Linked DNA regions of Homo sapiens: region 1 is linked to region 2. Evidence: chromatin loops called from intact Hi-C (ENCODE). Cell type or tissue: HCT116. All regions are shown on one strand. Links, peaks and the distances in the headings refer to the core of each region. The heading gives the core; the rest is flanking DNA.

The links. Hi-C counts contacts between places; a loop is a spot of excess contacts. Peaks named below come from ENCODE experiments on the same cell type or tissue, not always from the same donor. Only the 100,000 strongest peaks of a DNase experiment are listed, where the experiment ranks them.
Region 1: a loop joins it to region 2, with 2.8 times the contacts of the local background. A loop is called at or near these places in 6 of 110 quality-filtered maps.

The regions. Positions count from the first base shown.
Region 1 is chrX:150,538,537-150,549,326 of GRCh38, forward strand. No RefSeq gene overlaps it. Among named protein-coding and RNA genes, the nearest start is that of MTM1, 25 kb to the right of the region's middle. In HCT116, for the core only: no CTCF peak of the experiment used is centred there; a DNase peak (open chromatin) is centred at 5,845.
Region 2 is chrX:150,678,111-150,688,900 of GRCh38, forward strand. No RefSeq gene overlaps it. Among named protein-coding and RNA genes, the nearest start is that of MTMR1, 9.9 kb to the right of the region's middle. In HCT116, for the core only: CTCF peaks have their summits at 3,074 (motif pointing left) and 5,630 (motif pointing right); DNase peaks (open chromatin) are centred at 3,061 and 5,631.

The DNA.
Region 1 (10,790 bases), core at 1,488-9,487, 140 kb before region 2:
TCTCCCCATCACCTCTAGTGGATGCAAGTAGGAGACTGTATCTCGTTCTCTTCTGTTATTAGGCAGGCTCTGGCAAAATTTGAGAAGCCCCAGCATGTTGGAATAGAAAGTGGCCTTTGGCATCAGATGAACTTGAATTTCCATTCTACCTCTGTTATGGGTTGAATTATGTCCCCACAAAGTTCATATGCTGAAGTCCTCATTGTCAGTACCTCAGAGGGTGACGTTATTTGGAGATGGGGTTGTTGCAGATGGAATGAGTTCTGTTAGAATAAGGTCATACTAGAATGGGTAGGTCCTACTCCAATCTGACTAGGGTCCTAACAAGAAGGGAACATTTGGGCCGGGCACGGTGGCTCACACCTGTATCCCAGCACTTTGGGAGGCCGAGGCGGGCAGATCAGCTGAGGTCAGAAGTTCAAGACCAGCCTGGCCAACATGGTGAAACCCCATCTCTACTAAAAATACAAAAATTAGCCTGGTGTGGTGGTGGGCATCTGTAGTCCCAGCTACTCAGGAGGCTGAGGCAGGAGAATCGCTTGAACCCAGGAGGCAGAGGTTGTAGTGAGCCAAGATCATGCCACTACACTCTAGCCTGGGTGACAGACTGAGACTCCATCTCAAAAAAAGAAAAAAAAGAAGGGGACATTTGGACACAGAGACGGAGACACAGGGAGAACACCATGTGAAGATGAAGGCAGAGATTAGGGTGATGCTTCTATAAGCCAAGGAACAATGCCAAAGATTGTTAGCAAACTCCCAGAAACTAAATGAGGGGCCCGGAACAGATTCTGCCTCACAACACTCAGAAGGAACCTACCCTGCTGACACCTTAATCTCAGACTTCCAGCTTCCAGAACTGTGTGTGAAACAGTCCATTTCTGTTGTTTGAGTCCCTCTTTGTGGTACTTTGTGAGGCAACTGGAGCAAACTAAGACACCCTTCCTCCATAGCTTGGCCAATTGCACAGAGTGGGCAGAGAGGCTAAGCCACTCTATCTCTTGAGGTCATGGAGAGGCCAGACCAGGGAAGGCTGATCTAGAAGCTGAGCTGGCCATGGAGGAGAGGAGGAAGGTGCTTCTCCAAGGGCACTCAGTGGCCAAGTTAGAGCCTTCCTGGGTTCTCAACTCCTTGCCTTTTCTCCTCCCCAATACCCCAGAGGACCCCAGACTTCTCTGGGAAGGAAAATGAAAGGAAATTATGGTGGTAAAGTGCTCAGCCCAGTGCCTGGTAGAGCAGACAGAGTGTAGGAGTTGGTCTCCCTTTCCTGAGTGGTGGGAAAGGCTAATGATTCCACTTAGGGGTCCACAAGGCTTGGGAATGCCCACACCCCCACTAGCCTACAAAGGAAGAAGCCAGGGCAAGGCACTCAAAGTGGCAGGTCCAGAACAGCAGGCACTTCCACTCCACACCCATGTCGGGGGTGGGGTCACACCAACTCCCCCGTCTCCATTTGGCGAGGTTGTCAGGTTTGTAACCCCAGGCAGGGGGCTGTACAGGGCCTACTTTCCTTCATTAGTCCTCATGCCTATCTCTAAGGCAGGCGTCATCATCCGTGATATAGTTTTGATATTTTTCTCCTCCAAATCTCATGTTGAAATGTAATCAATCCCCAGTGTTGAAGGTGGGACCTAGTGGAAGGTGTTTGGATCATGGAGGCGGATTCCTCATGAATGGCTAGCGCCATCCCCTTGGTGATGAATGAGTTCAGGGGAGATCTGGTTGTTTAAGTGTATGTGGCACTTCCCTGCTCTCTCTGTTGCTCCTGCTATCATCATATGATGTGCCTGCTCCCTTTTTGCCTTCTGCCATGATTGTAGGCTTCCTGAGGTCTTCACCAGAGGCAGATGCTGGCGCTGTGCTTCCTGTAAGCCTGCAGAACCTCTAGCCAATTAAACCTCTTTTCTTTATAAATTACCCAGCCTCAGGTATTTCTTTATAGCAATGCAAGAACGGACTCACACAATCCCTAAGAATTAGAATCACCCATTCAAGGGCCCAACGATCTCATCAGTGGTGAAGTCAAGCTGCAGGGGGAGGTGGGATGGGAATCTGAGTCCATCTGATGATAAAGGCCACCTTTTCCCACCCCCAACATGCTGGGTCTCCCTAACAACTGAAGAGAATGAAATGCAGGCCCTGGGGGCAGTCTGGGGGCACAGCCCAAAGTTGCCGTTTTGACACCTTATGCTATAGCTCCAAGATTCAGTGAAGTTTGCATTCTAAAACATAATACATCCATGTTTGTTTAAATATAAGAAAGTAATATTTATGTTACCTACCAGTTAAATTAACCCTCCCTGCCCTGCCGCATTTTAGAGCAAAATTGACCCTCCAGGGGAATGGGTCATAGGCTGTAAGGCTCCCAGCTGGAGACCCCTGGCATTCTACCATGCTGCCATTGAACACTGACAAGTCCTGTCACTTCCCTATTCGAAGGGAGCAGGAATTGCTTCCAGCATACTGCCCTTAGGACTTAAGCCAAGAGCATCACTGCTCACTGCCCCCCTCCCCCAGCCCTACATCTGGCACCTGTTCATCCAGCAGGCCCTACGCCTCCCTTACCAGGCCCTGTGTGTGCTCCCTACCCCTGTGAGGGCTCGGGGCCTTGCAAACCTCTGCCAGGCAGTGGTCCAGCTCCGCCACATGTTTCCAATGCCTGGCAATGAGCCCTGCCTACCTGCCTACCACCACTTGGGATGCCAGAGCCGTGCCTGGGGACCAGAGGCACTCGGTGGGATTGGCATGACTTATCTCTCCTGGCCTTATCTCTTGATAGAGGATCATCACTAACTTGCTCATTCTCAAGAGTATTTACTGTATGCCAGGTACTTGTAAGTGACAACAAGAAGTGGTCACAGGGTCGTGGGAGGAAAAGATGTTATAGTACAGGATGGTAAGTGCTGTGGCCCAGGCAAACTCAGGGGGCTATGACCACAAGGAAGGAAGCCAAGCCTAGCCAGAGGAGAGGGCACAGAGGAGGTGTCACTCCTGGAGGAAGTGATATCTATGATAAGCCTGGAAGACCCCCATGAGTCTGGGGAAGGAAGAGCATTCCAACCTAAGCCTGTGGCAGCACACACTCCTAGCATGGGCTGCCCTTTCAACGATCCAAGAAGCCACTAGCCTTTTTAGCTAAGGATCCCCAAGCACCGCCACAAGGCTGGCAGGCCTAGTATACTAGGGTTAGCACCCAAGAGCACATCAGCCCCGTTTGTCAAGGCAGGGCCCCCTTGGCCCAGGCTGAGTGATCCATGGTTGTCTCATTGGTGGGGCATTCTCCTCACCTCCATGCACATGCACATGCCCATGGCAGAGGAGGGTGGCAAATTACAGAGTGCCCAGAAAATCACTTGAGGCCACAGGCTGTGTCCCTAGAAAGTAGCTTGTGTATACGTGGGATCCTATAAAGCAAATGTTCTCTTCCCCTCGGCCACAGTGATTGTGATTTCAGAGGAATTTTAGGTTTATGGTAGAGGGAAGTGTTCTCCAGCTGGCTCAGTCAAGCCCCAAAGAGTTTACCCACAGTGGCCCCAAGAGGGCCTCCTGGGCTCCGGACTGTCTGACGTATGTGCCCATTTCATGACCGAATGGCTGAGGGTTCCAGCAGAACCCTGGGAAAAGTTTGGCAAAGGCTGGGGGCTGGATGCTGGTATCACATCATTTGCCTTCTCCAAGCTGCACCAGGAAACCCCCCAGGTCCTCCCCTGCAGAAATGTAGTGGCCTTGGGCGCTGGGTTCCAGTCCTCTGTTTAATGGGCCACTGGGGACATGTGAATGGATTTATCCTGTACTACTGGAGGTGAGGGTTGTGGGTGTGATGGGGGGATACGTTTCCCTAGGTTAGCTCTCCTGACACTGAGAGATCATAGCTGCACTGAGGGCAGAGACCTTGGCCTTTGTCTCCAGTACCCAGCTAGCTTAGCGCCTGGCACATAGTAGGTGCCCAAAAGATATTTGTCACACAAATAAATGAATGAGTATGTGGATGGATGGATGGATGGATGGATGGATGGATGGATGGATGGATGGAAGGACAGATGGATGGATGGATGGGGAGGAAATCTGGGTGATAAAGGGCAGGTTGGGAGATGACAGGAAGACTTATAGAAAGAGTGGGCTCGCATTCTGGAGGGGTCCTTGGGAGGTAGGAAGTTGTATCTGGGCAGCCCAGTGAATGATAACTGGTGCCAGGTAACTGCCAAGCGCTTCATATGCATGGGCCCATCTACCCCTCAGCATCCCACGAAATGCTCAGTAGAATCCTTTGAGGTGAGGACTCTCACTCCTCCCCAGCCACCACTATAGATGAGATAACTGAGGCTTAGAAAGCTAAGGTAACTTGTCCGGGCCCCAAGCTACTAAGTAGCAGAGCTGGAATTCAAACCTAGGCTGAGCCTCAGAGTCCCCTGAGCAGATGGGGAAGTGAGGAGGCAGGGATCCTGTCCCCAACACCTAACCAGAGCAAGTTCATTGTGATCCATTTTTCTACAGGGACTTCACCTAAAATTTCCCCTGAAAGACAGATCCGCTGCTTTTGCACTGCACTGCGCCCTGACTTGGGCCGTAACTAAGATCCTGCCTCTCCTGACACAACAAGGGACTCATAACCCCTAGGCAAGTCCCCTCTGTTTGAACCCCCAACCAGTGCCCCTCTGGGACCTGGGGAGATTCCTATGTCACTGTGTGGTTGAGAGGAGATCCAGTGCCTGGTGCAGCCCTAGCCCAGGCCTGGTGCTGAGAAAGTGCTCTGGAAACAGGCTGTATTAGGATGACCCACAAGCATTATTAATAACCAGACAGAGGGCACCGGTGTGTGTCAAACCCAGAAGGTGAGACAAGGACAGGCAGGCAAAGGAGGAGTGAAGTCAGTGGCTAAGAAAGGCCAGTGTGAGGGAGGGAGGATGGGTCAGACCTGAGCGGGCCCAGCTACTTAAAGAAGCCACAAAGGCCTGCCTCTGGTCAGCCCAGGCTCCCTGTGGCTGCTGGCCCGGGCTTTCCCCTGGGGGGAAACAGCTCAGGCTTTGTGCTACTTCGATGCTCACACACAGGCACACCCACTTCCATGGGCCCCTGCACATGGGAACCCATGCGTATTGATGGCCTTCCTCATCCACACCCCATGTCATTCTCATCCCCATGCGTACACCATTCAGACGTTGCGCCAACCAACCACTCCTCCACTCCCCTTCATTTAACAAATACCACAAAGCAGCCCTTCTGGGACAATCCCTGGGGCTACAGAAGACCCAAGACAACCCCTGTCCTCTCAGAACTGACAGTAAAAACCTCAATGACCACACAGTGGCTACACAGTGCTGTGACAGAGTGAAGCACGGAGGTTGAGGGAGCCTTGAGAAGGAGCTACCTGACTCAGCCTGGAGGCGTGGGCAGGGATGGAGCCTGGCGACACACAGCTCCGGATGAAACTTGGGAACCTAGCTTTAAGCCAAACAGCATGTGGTGTTTCCTTCCATGACAGTCACTGATCCAGGGGTGAGCAGGTGAACTAGGCAGACCCATCAAGATCTTTACTGACTCTCTCACCCAGTGAATTCCAACAAGGAGTTGTACAGCCAGAATCGCTATAGACAGTCATGTTAGGGACACAAGGGGAATCAGCCTTCAGATGAATGCCATGGATGGCAACAAAGAGAAGCAGAAAGAATCTGGGCGCTTGGAGATAGAGTTGGGCCAGCCCTATCTTTGGACTTCCTGTCTCATGAGCTAATAACTTTCCTAATTGTTTAAAATTTTGAAAGCAGGCATAGGTGCATTGCAAGCTGAGACAATGGGCCAAGAGAGGCTCCCGGGACTGGATTGTCAGACATCTTACAGGGCCTAGGTGGCGACTTTGAGATGCTGTAAAGCCAAAACCAGGAGGCTTCCACCCAGCCCATCGAGAGCAGCTCAGGGCAGACCTGGAGCACAGCTGCTGTGGCTTCAGGAACTTGGTCTGTTGTCCTGGGACTTGGGCCATGTCTCAGAGTGACTGATAGTGTCGCACAGCAGGCTCATGTCTCCCTGGCCCCTCTGGACTCCAGGGCCTGGCTCACCGAGGCCCACTCCCTTCTCCACTCCAGAATGCAGGCCCTGGCTGGTGAGGTGACGGGAGAGAGGTGTGGAGGGGGAGCGAGCGTTGGGCAAGTGGCGGAAGATGAGGCTAGAGACGGTGGAAGAGACGTGGGATCTGCAAATGTTCTGAAATGCAAGCTAGGGAGCTTGAATTTCATCCAGAAGGCAATGGGGAGGCCCAGGAAAGTTTTAAGCAGGGGCAGGACATGTTCAGATCTGCGCTTCAGAAACATCTCTCTGGCATCAGGAGATGTGATTGAAGGTTACGTTAATTAATGTATGGATTCTTCCCTATGTGCTTTCAAACTGGATTTGAGGCCAACTTCTAGGCACTAAGTTCAGAGAATAGAGAGAATGGAGTTTGAACCATGGCCTCTCCGCTCACTTGCTGTATGACCTTGCACAAAGCTTTTCCTTGTCTGGGCCTCAGTTTTCCCATCTGTAAAATGGGAATAATAACATGCCTTGTCAGAATCGTTGTGAGAATTAGAGGTTGTATAGCATGGAAAAATGAAATTGAGAAATAGAACTCTTCTTCTTTATTTATATATATCTGTTCCCTAGTTCACAGCTAAGGCCACTTTGTACTTGGAGCATCTGAATAGCCCAGCAGAACAGCACCCTCTGGAGAGGCAAATGGCCACCCTGCATCCTATCCCAAGTGTATTCCAAATGGGACACAGGGTAGTGGGCACCAACCACTAGAAGGAGAGTTGCCGAGAAAATGAAAGAGCCACTTGTCTAACAGTCAATATCCCTTTCAGAATCAAGGCATGTTCTGGGTCAACATCAATGGAGCAAGGCAGAGAGCTGAAATTCACCGTTCTATTTTCTTTTGAGTGACATGGAATGCTCTTTTTCTAAGCAAAGAAAAACAAAACAGCCCATGCCATTGTTCTGATATCAATTCAAAGTACTTTTGGTGGGAGCAGTTCCCTCCCACTCCACCCTCCAAGGTTGATTCCCTTACAATCCACAGCAGCTGGACAAGCTCCAGCTACGCTTGCCAGAGAAAATGCAGGGAGCCCTGTTACATTTGTTTTTCAGACAAACAACGAATAATTTCATAGTATAAGTATGTTCCAAAGATCGCATGGAACATACTTCTACTACAAAAGATTTGTTGTTTATCTGACATTCAAATTTAACTGGGCATCCTGTATCTTTATTGACTAAAACTGGGAAACCCTAGCTCCAGCCAAACCCTGCAGGAGTTAGACCAGCGCCTGGCCACAAATCTGGGTTACTAGGCAAATTGCAGGGGGCATAAAGCCTGCCTGAGCTCCAACCCCAGCTCTGCCCACGCCTCCAGAGGCAGCCATCTTGTGGATGGCACAGAAATTGGGAGGCAGCCAAGTACACTGCATCCTACCTGTGCTGGGCTATGGAGGCAGGTGAAGGGAGTTGATCCCTCTGCACACCCAATTCTAAAAGCATCCGGTCACGGGGGTGGGTACTTTTTGAACCACTACCCCAGACTGTCAGCCTCTGCTTCCCTCCCCCAGCCCCAGAAGCTGCCTGCAAGCTCAGCTGTGCCCAGTTTGGGAACCACTCCTGGCCAAGCAAGACAGTGCAGCAATAGCTCACACAACACTTTTGTGTGTGTGTGTGTGACCAAGTCCTGCTCTGTCGCTCAGGCTGGAGTGCAGGGGCATGATCTCGGATCACTGCAACTTCGGCCTCCCAGGTTCAAGCCATTCTCCTGCCTCAGCATCCTGAGTAGCTGGGACTACAGGCGGGAGCCACTGTGCCCTGCTACTTTTTGTATTTTTGGTAGAGATGGTGTTTTGCCATGTTGGCCAGGCTGGTCTCAAAGTCCTGGCTTCAAGCGGTCTGCACCCAACACATTTTTGTGGAGCACCTACTGCACACCAGGCTGTCTGCTTGGTGTGAGAGAGAGAGAGAGAGAGAGAGAGGGAGAGAGAGAGAGAGATGGTGGTAAGCAAAGAAGGCACTGCCCCTATCCTCCAGGAGCTCAAAAACTGCTATTTGCCAAGGACTGCTTCTGTGCCAGACACTTTACAGGAGTCCTTGTGTTCAGGCCTCATAATAATCCTAGTGCTATTATGATCATCCTGTTTTATAAATGCAGATAAAGAGGCTCAGAAACAAGCTAGGAAAAGGGAGGTAGATTTCAACTGAGGTTTCTCAGACTCAAGGAGACAGGAAGTGCTCAGAGGGTGGAACCACAACACAGTGAATGTGCTGGGGATAACCCTGGGGAAGGAGGGGTCCCTCGTGTTTGGTGGAAGGGGGCGGGAGGCTTCTTAAAGGCGGAGGCATGCACAGCTGGCTCTGCAGAGCTGGAGGCCCTCTAAGGCAGCGAGGTGTGAAGGAGTGGACTTTGGGACAAAAAGGAGGTTTGTTTTACTACGTTGTTCAAACTTATGACATCCTCCCAAAGTGGGCACTGTCGTTATTTGGCTTGAGCCCCAGCTACGCTTGGCAGCGGAAGACAACAGCTTCCTCTCGCATGGCCCTGCCCTGGAGAATTGTCACAGCTCCTCAGATGGAGACATCACAGTTAGGAAGTGTCACCCAAGAAGCAAGTCTTCACCCCCAGCCACAACTGCCAGATTTCATTCATTCATCCATTTGTTTCTTCAGCAACAAGCACTTCCTAAGCACCTGCTAGCTGCCAGGTCCTATGCTGGGCATGGGGTGAGTGTGGGGTTGATGAACCCTGTATTGATAGCGAACGGTATTGGGGCCCCCTCACTAACCATCCCTACCCCTCCCGCCACTCTTTCGGGCTCTAGGGATGCGGAACAGGGCAGACGCGGTTCTCAGAAGCTGCCCCTCCCCCAGCACAACGCGAGGGTGGGCTTTGGAGCTTATGGCTTGTCAGCAAAAGAGAGCGCATGCAGGGCCTTGGCCGGTGGCAACCTGAGGGTAGCAGGTTCCCATCCCAGAATTCCCCTGGGCAGGCCAGCTTCTGAGGGAGTGTCCTGTTCCCTCCGGACTTGGCTCGATGGGGAGCCCCAGCCGAGTTACTGGCAGTCACCACCCTCCCGGGTCCCACCCACGCAGCGGCCAACGGAAAGCTCTGGCCCTCCCAGGCTGGAGTTTGTGCCAGGCAGGCTCCAGTAGCGGGGCAGGGCCCGGGTGCTTCGCTCGGCAGCCCCCACGCCCCTTCCTCCACACCCGAGGGTTGGCAGAGGTCCCCTAAGCCCTCGGCCTGTTCCGACCGCGCGCGAGTCTCCGCACCACTCGGTGCCCTTGACCGCGGACCTCGCTGCCTCTCCATTGGCCCGGCCGGTCACGTGCGCGGCCGCCGGTCCCAGCCGGCTACAGAGCCGCTGCTGTGCCCGGTCTTGCAAATCGCCGCCGTCCAGCCGCCTGCTCTGGTGCGAGTCTTCTCCGCTTTACGACTCGGACTCAGAAAAGCCGGCCTGGGCTTCGGCCACTTCCCCAGCACCCGTGTCTGCCCTTCCAATTGCCCCTTTCCTGCCTGGCACGACCTGGCCTTGCTCACTGCACGCTTCCCTTCTAAGTGAGCCTTCTTTTTCCTTTCCCTCAGCCAGCCTTGAAGTCTCCTTCGACAGAGAGTGAGACCTGCTGTCCTCCCTGCCCTTAGTCACTGTCCACTCAGCCTAATGCCTCTGTGGAAGAGGAGGAGCCGCCATCTCTGAACTGTTAATGGAGGTGGGGAAAGAGAGCCAAGCTAGGAAACAGGTTGATAGACGGATCGGCCCAGTCAACTGTGAACACAGCTGCTGATTCATGCAATATGTGTTTACTGAGCACCTACTGGGTATCAGCAAGGTGTTAGGTGCTAGAGACGGAGCAGGGAACAAAACAGGTAAGATCCCTGCCCTTAGAGACCCACCATTCTAGAGGATAAAGCCAGACATCCCAGGTGTGGCCTTTCACAAGACCGCCCCTTAGATGCAATCAGGGGCATTCATTCATTCATTCATTCATGCAAGTGTTCTCTCACCAAGTCATTTCTGAGCTCTCCCCACCCTGGGTCCTGAATTCTGCTGGGCACTGTAAGGAGAGGAGAGAGGAGATCCATCAGCACCAGTCCTAGCCCTCAAGAAGCTCAAAGCCCAGTAGATGTGAAACCCTATAATTATACTGGAAGCTAGTAAGGGCTGTGCCTAAGGTATTACTCTGGGCACAGAGGACAATGCAGTCTGAGCATGGCTGGGTGTTCTGCAGAGAGCAAGAGCAGAGCCACTTACTGAGAAGGGTAGGAAAGCTCAAACTTGTTTTCTGACACCACGGTTGGTATCATGTCTCCAGCCTAGGCTGGTGGCTTGACTTGCTGTCCTGTGAAAACACCAGTGTGGTTGTGACTCATTAGGCTGGGCGGGTGGCAGGAGGATTGCCAATTACATTTGAATTTCAGACACACACACTCACCACACACACATCATTTTTAATGTAAGTATATTTCAAATATTACATGGGACATACTTATACAACAAAATTCATTGTTTACATGACATTCAAATGTAAGTGAGTGACCTGTATTTTTATTTTCCAATTCTGGCAACTTTTGAAGGTGAGGTGTGGGAATGGGCCGAGGTGAACTTGTCTAGGAAGAGCAGGGGCCCCAATGACTACAGTGCCCAGTCTGGTGCTCCCCTCAAATGAAAAGGTGTCCTGGAGCCCTGCAGCCTTGAACTGGAGTCCAGGCTATTGCTCGCTGACCCTGCTGCAGGGGTGGGCCTGCATGATAGAGGAGGGGAGCCTACAGCAGAGGAGGG
Region 2 (10,790 bases), core at 941-8,940:
TAGTACCAAACCCTATATATACTATGTTTCTTTCCTATATACACATAACTATGATAAAGTTTAATTTATAAATTAGACACAGTAAGAAATTAACAGTAGTTAATAACAAAATAGAACAATTATAACAATATGCTGTGATAAAAATTACATAACTGTGTTCTCTCCCTTTCTCTCCCACTCTTCCCCTCTTGAAATACTGTAATATTTTCAGACCATTGTTTATCATGGGTAACTGAAACCATGGAAAGAGAAACCTCAGGTAAGGGGGGAACCACTGTATACAATATTATTCCATTCATATAAGTTCAAAAACAAACTAAATTCATGTTTTGGGATGTATGTGTGGTAAAACAGCAAAGAAAAGCAAAGAAACCATCACCATAGAAGGGAACACTATGAGCAGAAGCAAATGGTGCATTAAGTAGGATGCAGCATTTGTGGAACTCAAAGCAAGCAGGTATTCCTGAGTCGTAATGTGAACGGGCCTGGCAAAAGATGACTGAGACGCAGGCAGGGGCAAGTCATGGAGTGCCTTGGGGGTCATGGGTGGGAGATGGATTTTAGGGTGGCAAGGCTGGGGACAGAAAGGCAAGTTTGAGGCTGATGTAGTTGACCAGATGGGGAGAACTGAGCCTGGAATAGAGACAAGTAGAGATGGAGATTGAAAAAAAAATTTTTTTTTAAGTTTGTGACTGAAAAAAAGAGACAAGAAAGAAGTCAAAGATGGTACTGAAGTTGCTGGTGGCTGCAATTGGTTGGCAAGTGGTATAATTTTCAGAAATAGAGGATATCAGGAGAGGATCGAGTCTAGAGCAATGCTGAGGCCAGTTTGGGATATGCTGAATGTGAGGAGAACAGGTGTCCAAGATGTGGTTAAGTTTAGCTCTGAAGCTCACAAAAGAAGTCGGAAACACAGATTTGGGGATAAAACTATGGAAGTAGATGACATTGCCCATGCAAGTAAATGGAGAAAAGTGGCACGCCCCAACTCCAGATTGTACGGGACAGACAGAGGAAGAGGAGACTTGGGATGAGATGGAGAAGGAAGGTCAGATAAGTGCAGAAGCAAACAGTTGCATCATGGAAGGTAAAAGAAGGATAATTTCAAGGAGTGAGTGCTTAGCATGGGAGATCTGGTGAATCAAGGATAAAAAAAAATGTCCAGTCAATTTGGAAAGTAAGACGTCCCTGGAGGACATTCGCAAGAGCTCTTTCATTGAGGCAGAAGTCAAAGAACAGCGAGTTAAAAGTCACCAGCCAGGATTCTAGCTCAAGCAGCTAAGGGGTGCAAAAGGCCGGAAGCGCACCCAGTTTGAGAAACTATTATTTTGGCACCAGGGTCTGCTTTAGCACCACTAAGCTGCAAAAAGATGCGATGGCCTGTGTTCTAGGTCCTAGGGCAAGGGCCGTGTAACAGTGAAGAGAAAAGAGAAACTGAAGAGGAATAGCCCCACCTCCTGCAGTCATTTATTCAACAAGTACCTGTGAGCCCTATCAGTTTAAATGCGACTTGATTATGGCACTCTTCCCCAGTGCCCCTCCCTTCAATACTATCTTAGGTCCCAGCGCTCTATGCTCCCTCAGGGCCTTATACCTCTCCTACTATTGCACTTGCCATACTTTGTTGAAATGAATGTCTTTCTTTTTCACTGCACTCTAAGCTGCCTTGTTTTTAGCTACAATGCCCAATAGGCTGCCTGGCACATGGTAGGTGCAAAATATATATATTTATTTGAATGCATGAATTAGTGAGTGAATGCACGAAGGGTACACAAGAGTGGGATTCTCTTTCTAGAGGGTTTGCTATAATGAAAGGTGAGAGTGGGGGGAGGGGGAGGATAGCATTAGGAGATATACCTAATGCTAAATGACGAGTTAATGGGTGCAGCACACCAACATGGCATATGTATACATACGTAACAAACCTGAACGTTGTGCACATGTACCCTAAAACTTAAAGTATAATAATAATAAAATTTAAAAATAAATAAATAATAAAAAAGATTGACAGTAAAAAAAAAAAAGAAAGAAAGGCGAGAGATTGGATAATAACTGTTGAGAAATGAGACAGACAGAATGGGCTTTTGAAAGGAAGAGACTTTCTTGGGATCATACATCGGGAAGAAGCCAGTGGCGAATGAGAGATTGCATAGAGAAGAGGGAGCTGTTACCTGATTGAACAAGGCCTCAGAGTGGGGAAGAGCCCAAGGACACAGAGGGGGATTTGCTTTGCACAACAGAAAGGACTCCTCTTCCTCAGCAACTAGAGAAGAGGAGGGTGGGTGCAGATGAAGAAACACTGATGGAGGGAATAATGGTTCCTCAAAGATGTCCATGTCCTAATCTCCAGAACCTGTGAATATGTGAGGTTACATAGCAAAGGGGAATTAAGGTAGCAGATAGAATTAAGGTTGTGATACTAGCTGACCCTTATATGAGGAGATCATCTGGATTATTGAGGTGAACCCAATGTCATTACAAGGCTCTTTAAAAGTGGAAGCTGGAGGTGGAAGAGACTTCAGAGTCATAGCCATGCCATGAGAGAAAGACGACTGGCCATGCTGGCTTTGAAGATGGAGCAAGGGGCCAGGAGCCAAGGACCGCGCAGCCTCTAGAAGCTGGAAAAGACAGGGAACAGATTTTTCTCTAAAGCCTCCAGAAGGAACACAGCCCTGCCCACACCTTGAGTTTAGCCCAGTGAGACCTGGGTTGGACTTTCATCCCCAGAAATAATAAATGATTAATATAATATTAATAATAATTAGTGAGATAATAAATGTATGTTGTTGAAGCCACTAAGCTTGGGTAATCTGTTACAGCAACCATAGGGTATGAACACAAGGGGGAATTTGAGGGAGTTCATGCCTGATTACCTCGACGTTCTTACACACTCCCACTATACCCACGATAGCAGAGGCCTGTAAGGAAAACTGTTTGGCCCAGAGCAGAGGAGAGGGAAGAAGATTCAAATGTCCCTGAGAAGTGGTGCTCACTAGCAGGCTTTCCAGTATAGTTCAAATTCACTTCACCTCAGTAGTTCAAAAATCCTCAGGCACCAGTCTTGTGGTGCCCCCAGGTGCCTGGTGGAAGCAAATGCTCTATGGAGGAACACACCTTTATCGCAGCCTCTAAGAATTCTCGCAAATCATTTTTCAAAGAAATTGAACATCTCTCAGTGAAAAATAGCAGACAGAAAGCCTTCAGCGAACATCAATAGAAACAAAAAAGCAGAAAACGACTTGTAAGACTTCAGATTATTCAAATTATCAGACACAAGCAGTCATTCTGCTGCAGTTGGCTTATATAGGTTGGTCAGAGACAACTGTGAGCATCTCTTCCTAATTCTGTATTCAGTGATGTCAAGGTGGTACTTTGAAATCGGCCAAGCTGGGAAGAGTTACACCACAGAAATGAGCAAATGCTACAAATAAAGGCTTTGTCTTTCTTCAGAGAGCTGATAATTAAAAATGTACTAGAACATTGCTGGAGGCAGATTATAAAAATGAATATGAAAATTATCTTTAAAGAAATAAAATCTAGGTGATCTTGACTTTGACAATGAGTGTTTAGATATAAAGCTCAAACACAATCTTTGAAAGAAAAAATTAACAAAATGGGCCACATTAAAATTTAAAACTTCTGTGAAAAATACTTAAGAGAATGACAAGACAAGTTGCAGATTGGGAAGAAATCTTTGCAAAACACATATTCGATAAGGACTGTTATCCAAAATATAAAAAGAACCCTTCAAACTCAACAATAAACACAACACAATTTAAAAATGGCCAAAAGACTAACAGACACCTCACCAAGGAAGATCTACAGATGGCAAATAAGCATATGACAACATGCTTCACATCGTATGTCATCAGGGAAATGCAAATTAAGACAGCAATGAGATACCACTACACACCTATTAGAATGGCCAAATCCAAAGCACCAACGACATGAAATACTGGTGAGAATGTGGAGCAACAGGGCCGGGCGCGGTGGCTCACGCCTGTAATCCCAGCACTTTGGGAGGCCGAGGCGGGCGGATCACGAGGTCAGGAGATCGAGACCATCCTGGCCAACACGGTGAAACCCCGTCTCTACTAAAAATACAAAAAAATTAGCCGGGCATGCTGGCGGGTGCCTGTGGTCCCAGCTACTCGGGAGGCTGAGGCAGGAGAATGGCGTGAACCCGGGAGGTGGAGCTTGCAGTGAGCCGAGATCGCACCACTGCACTCCAGCCTGGGCGACAGAGCAAGACTCCGTCTCAAAAAAAAAAAAAAAAAAAAAAAAAAAAAGAGAATGTGGAGCAACAGAAACTCCCATTCATTGCTGGTGGGAATGCAAAATGGCACGGACACTTTGGAAGACAGTTTAGTTTCTTACAAAGCTAGACATAGCCTTACCATATGACCCAGCAACCATGCTCCTTGGCATTTATCCAAATGAATTGAAAACTTATGTCTAGGCAAATCCTTCACACAAACGTTTCCAGCAGATGCCCCATGTTTGTCACTTAGTTGCCACAAGTTGGTAGCAGTGAAAATCTTCTTCAATAGGTGAATGGGTAAACAAAACTATGGTACATTCAGACAATGAAATGTTATTCAGCACTAAAAGGAAATGAGCCTATCAAGCCATTAAAACACATGGAGGAAACTTAAGTGCATATTGCTAAGTGAAAGAAGCCAATGTGAAAAGGCTATATACTGTATGATTCCAACTATGTGACATTCTGGAAAAGGCAAAACTGTAGAGACAGTAAAAAGGCCAGTGGTTGCCAGGGGTTCAGGGAGAGGGAGGGAGGAAAAGAGGGAGGGATGAGTATGTGGAGCACCGGGGATTTTTAGAGCACTGAAACCAGAAACCATTGTTTATGATACTATAATGGTGGATACATGCCATTACCATGTATTTGTCAAAACCCATAGAATGTACAACACAAAGAATGAACCCTAATGTAAACGGTGGACTTGAGTTAATAATAATGTGTCAATATTGGGTCATCAATTGTAACTTGTGTACCACACTAATGCAAGATGTTGATAATAAGGAAACTGGGACGGGGGGTGGGGCGTACTGTGAGAGGGTATATGGGAATTCTCTATAATTTCCACTCAATTTTTCCGAAACCTAAAACTACACAAAGAAAGGTCTATTAATTTTTTTAAAGGCACCCCAGGTAATTTTGTGCAGCTGGCCCAGTGCCAAGTGTTTAGAAATGACTATTTCAGGCAATACCTACATATTGGTCAAATTGCATCCTTAAATAGATGTCATTGAAAGAATTAATCACTGATTACAGAGTTAGCTCCTTTTGGAAAGGTGTGTTGTATTGATTGATACTCTGGACATAAATAGGCTTTAAATGTAGAGATTTCTTTCTTTGGCCCTACACCTGTAGAAGCACTGCCTGGTAGGATTTCGTAGGAGGAATTCAATCATCAAGTGGGATGTGGATTGGAAATAGGAAGACATTAGATTAGCGTTTCTTTCAACCCAGTAAGTCTGTGAGTGTCCACGCCACTTATCAATGCATTCTCAGCTCCAAAGGCATCCTCCTTTAACTGCTCTGTGATAATGGAGATGGGCTTTGTAAATATTTCTTACCAGCTGGCATAATGTAAATCCTTGTCAGTAGAGGGCGCTAGAGAGAGAGAGACCAGAGGAGAAAAAAGTTTTATCTTCCAGATTCTGGGGTGCCTCATCTTTTTGCCTCCTCCAGAGCACAGCTTGCTTTCTCTGTTGCTGGGCTCCTATGCACATGCTTTCTTTTGAGCTAGGCCCATGCATGTATCATCCCAAAGAAAACCACGTCAAAGCATTTAATAATCAAACGCCCAAAGATCAAACATTAAGAAAGAATCCTAAAAGCAGTAAGAGAATAGAAACAAATAACATACAGTGGAGCCCAAATAAGTCCAGCAGCAGACTCTTCAGTGCAAACCTTACAGGCCAGGAGAGTGTGGCATAGCGTATTTAAAGTGCTAAAGGAATACAACTTTAATGCTAGAATAGAATATCCAGCGAAAATATCCTTTAAGCATGAAGGAGAAATAAAGATCTTCCCAGACAAACAAAAGCTGAGCGATTTCATGAACACCAGACCTGTCCTATAAGAAATGCTAAAGGGAGTTCTTCAATCTGAGAGAAAAGGATATTAATGAGCAATAAGGGATTATCTAAAGGTACAAAACTCACTGGTAATAGCACAAAGAAAAACACAGAATATTATAAGACTGTGTGGTGTGTAAAACACTCAAGTAGAAAGACTAAACAATGAATAAATCAAAAATAATAACTGTAACTTTTCAAGACATAGGCAATACAATAAGGCAAAGGGAAACAATAGAAAGTTTAAAAACAGGCAGATAAAGTTAAAATGTAGAGTTTTTATTAGTTCTCTTTTTGCTTGTTTGTTTATTTGTTTATGCAATCAGTGCTAAGTTCTCATCAGCTTAAAATAATGGATTATCACATAGTATTTGCAAGCCTCATGGTAACCTCAAATGTAAAAATATACAACAAATACGCAAAATGTAAAAAAAGCAAGAAATTAAATCATACCACCAGAGAAAATCACCTTCACTTAAAGGAAAGAAGGAAGGAAGACAGGAAAGAAGGAAGAAAACACCACAAAACAAACAGCAAACAAATTACAAAATGACAAGAGTAGTCCTCACTTATCGATAATAACATTGAATGCAAATGGACTAAACTCTGTAATCAAAAGACATAGAGTGACTGAATGGATGAAAAAACAAGACCCTACAAGAAACTATTGCTTACAAGAAACACACTTCACCTATAAAGATACACAAAGATTGAAAATAAAGAATGGAAAATATAGTCCATGCTCCTGCTTCTCCAATGGACTCAAAATCTCATCCAAGAAAAGCATTTATCTTTCTCATCCCTAAACACATCTGCACACCTCTCCTAAGACCTGATGGTTACTGTCTATAAATTTCAGCCTCTAATTACATCAAGTCAATTACTATGCTATTTCAGACTTAGAGAAATGGATAATCCATATATAATATCTGATGTTTTAACTTATATTTGAATGTGAATATCTCTAGCGTTTGAAAAATCTCTAACATTCAAACAAGAGTGTTAAAACTCTGCGCTGAAGGCCTTACAAAGCAGTCCAGCTTTGGAGTCCAGGTCTCCTGCTGCCCAGTCCACCCTAGGGCTGCAAAGCATCACTGCCCAAGCCCAGACTGAGTTGACGGCTGTCTGCATAGGTGGCAAAGAGACTGTGTGTTTTTCTCCCCACTTTTGGTGAGCCCCATGTGGTGGTGCTCAGGATGAAAAGGATCCCCCTAACTCCAGCTGACATCTACTTGGCAAGCAGGGCAATGGAAGGCTTCAACATTGGTTCTCAAAGATGGAGCCTCATGTACACAGTCCTTACTTGGCAGTCATATGTTATGGTCCTGGCACACAACAATGGCAACAAGAACAATGGCAACAACAACAACAACAGTGGGTCTCGGTTTTGTTTTCATTTTATTGGTCCATGCAACTCAAAACCTGTGACTAGGTGGTCTGAACTCACTGTCTCTCTTTTTGCCCTCCCAGACATTTCTGTCCCTTGGGAGTGCTCTCAGCAGAGTCCACACCACCTCCTTGCAGTCAAATCCAGGGAACACTTCTTTGTCTTACCAGATGTCCCAGCAACACTTGACACTCTGGATCACTCTTTCCATCTTAGAACTCTTGACTTTCTTGGCTCCCATGCCCCCTCTGCCCTGACTCTTTGCTTGTCTCTGCCAACCCCCCGAGCTCTTCCCGGGCCGCTCTTCTTTCACCTGCCCTGTCAGTGCCAATGATCTAGTATGTCTCCTTGGCTCACTTGTCTTCTCATTTTACATGTTTTCCCCAGGCAAATTTACACATTCTCATCAGGGCCAACTTCATGGGTGTTTGGCCTGTGCACTCACACAGGGCCCCATGCTTAGAAAGGCCCCATTCCTGATTCAATGCTTTCCTATCACCATCTGGAAATTTGTAATACTTTTGAACAAGGTACCCTGCATTTTTCATTTTGCCCTGGGCCCTACACATTACACAGCTAGCCAGTTCTGCCTCTCGAGGTTTTACACCTTTAGGCTGAAATCTGTAGCCCGGCCTTTCTCCTGGGCACCAGACCCATCTACCCCGTCACTCCTGGACATGTTACAGGCTCTTCCACTTCAAATAGCTTCTCTTTCTTTTTTTATTCTTTATTTTTATTTTTTAATCTCAGGGACTGGCATCACTTTCCACCCAGGCACCCAAGGTCAAGATTGATTCTGAAGACAATGTTCTTCCTTTGACTTCATTGACAACCTCATCTCCTGGACCTCCTCCTATTTTGGACTCTTCTCCCTCCTTTGCAGACCACTATATCTCAGCTGCTTGCTTAAATGTGGCTGCCTTAAGGGAATTTATCTGGGAGAAATTTATGTGTTTACTGAGTGGGGCAAAAAGTGTGTCTCTGAAATATGCTTGCCAGGTTGAGGCAAGTGGAGTCTCTGGAGCTTTGAGAGTATGAGGTCTCTGGACCGCAGTCTCTGTGTGAAGGTGAGCTTGACACTGCATTGTAGAGCACCTGTCATAAGACTGAGGATACAGGAATCTCAACATCAAAGAATGGTGGAGATGATGGGGGTGGTGAAGGCAAAAGCCTCCCGAGGCATCCTTTAGCCTTGCCAATAATTGAACTTGTGGCTGAGAACCTTCCAGATAACTTCTAAAGGCAAAGTTAAGTCATCTGTGGTGCTTTTTCTGTAGTTTATTGTTTTAGTCCATTTTCTGTTGCTTACAACAGAAGACCTGAAACTAGATAATTTATAAAGAAAATAAATTTTTTCTTACAATTCTGGAGGCTGAGAAGTCATAGGTCAGGGGGCCGTATCTGGTGAGAGCCTTCTTCCTGGTGGGAACGCTGTTGCATCCCAAGGCAGTGCAGGGCCTCATATGGTGAGGAAGCTAGGCGTACTTGCTCAGGCCTCTCTTCCTCTTCTTGTAAAGCCACCAATTCCACTCCCATGATAATCCACTAACCCATTCATAAGGGCAGAAGCCCTGCTCTTTTGAGCTGACACTACAAACCCTCCAAATGATGGGAACATTTCTCTGCAGTGCAGTCACATGTAATTCCATTGAGGATTAGCTTTGCTCAGTCCTAGCAAAATTATGTTTTTGAGAAATTTATTTTACAAGGGACGATCAGGTCCACTTTCATTTGCTTAATTTGTTTTCAAGAAATGAAAGTGATGATCCCAACCGTAGTTTCCAAATCGTGAAGCTGAAGGTTAAATTACAAAGAGTTCCTCTGTCCTCAAATTTTACGAAAATTAGCCAACTTTTTATTACCTCTCTTTCCTGAGTTCCTTTCCAACTGTCTACTGGACATCTCCACTTGGATACCCATAGGTACCCCCCAAGACTGCTATGCATTGTTGCACAGGTTGTGAAGTGCACAAGGGGGCCACATCTAAGGGGGACTGCTATGGTCTGAATGTCCCCAGTATTCACTTGTTGAAATTTGATCCCCATGGTGGTGGTGTTAAGAGTTGGGGCCTGCTGGGAAGTGATTAAGTCATGAGGGCTTGTCCTCATGAATGAGATTCAGTGCCCTTATAAAAGGGCTTAACAGAAGGTGTTCACCCTTTTACCTTCTGCCATGTGAGGACACAGCGTTTCTCCTCTCTGAAGAATGTAGCAACAAAGGCATCATTTTGGAAGCAGAGAGACCAGGCCCAGACCAGCGAGAGGTTTGATGTTTCACATCCCAGCCTCCAGAACTTGTGAGAAATAAATATCTATTGTTATCTATTGTTTCTAAATTACCCAGTCTGTGGTATTTTGTTGTAGCAGCACAAACAGACTAAGACAGGGATCCTTCAGAATGAGGTCCACATAGATTTCTAGGTCTATTATGGCAGTCTCTTGGCATATGGCAGCCAAAGGTTGAGCTTTAACAAAATTGGTTATACTATGACAATTTTATGACTAACAGAAGTCCAGTGTTGTTAGGAAGGGTTTTCTTTTTTCTAATATACACAAAGGCAACTTATGGGCTTGGACTTAGGGTGGGTCAAGCTCAACATGTCTAGAATGAATTCATCCTGGTCACTGACCTCTCCCACCTGCTTGTCATCTTGGATTCCTTTTATCAGTGGCTAATATCTCCTTTACCCAGTTTTCCAAGTCTGAAACCTCAGTGCCAGGCTTGGCCCACGTTGGCATCTCCTTCCCTCCTCACTTCATGTCCAACATTCCATCAGTCACTGAGTCCTGTCCAATGTTAGGGTTCATGCATCAGGTCTTCCTTGATTATGACAACAACTTCTTAACTGACCTTCTCACGGCCACTCTTGCCCCTCCAGTCCATCCTCCATCATGCAATCCTAGTGATCTTTCTGGAGTGGAAATATGATCAGTTCACCCCTTTCCAAGATCTTGCTGTGGCTCCTTGTCACCTCTAACAGGGTTTCTCAAAGTGTGGTCCTCAAACCATGTATATCAGAATCACTTGAGGTGCTTTATCAAATGTGGATTCTTAGCACCCACCCTAGCTAACTACTAAATTTTCAGATTCTCTGTGGTGAAGCTCATGAATCTGCACATTAATTGATGTCCCAAGTCATTTTCATGCGTGTAATTTTGAAAACTACTACTTTCTACATAAACATGGCATAAACATGCATAAACATGTCACAAACATGCAGCATACTCATATACATTTCCCACTTCCCCAGCAGGAACTGCAGAGTGCAGCTGGGCATTCAAAGGAGGCCTTTCCTGTT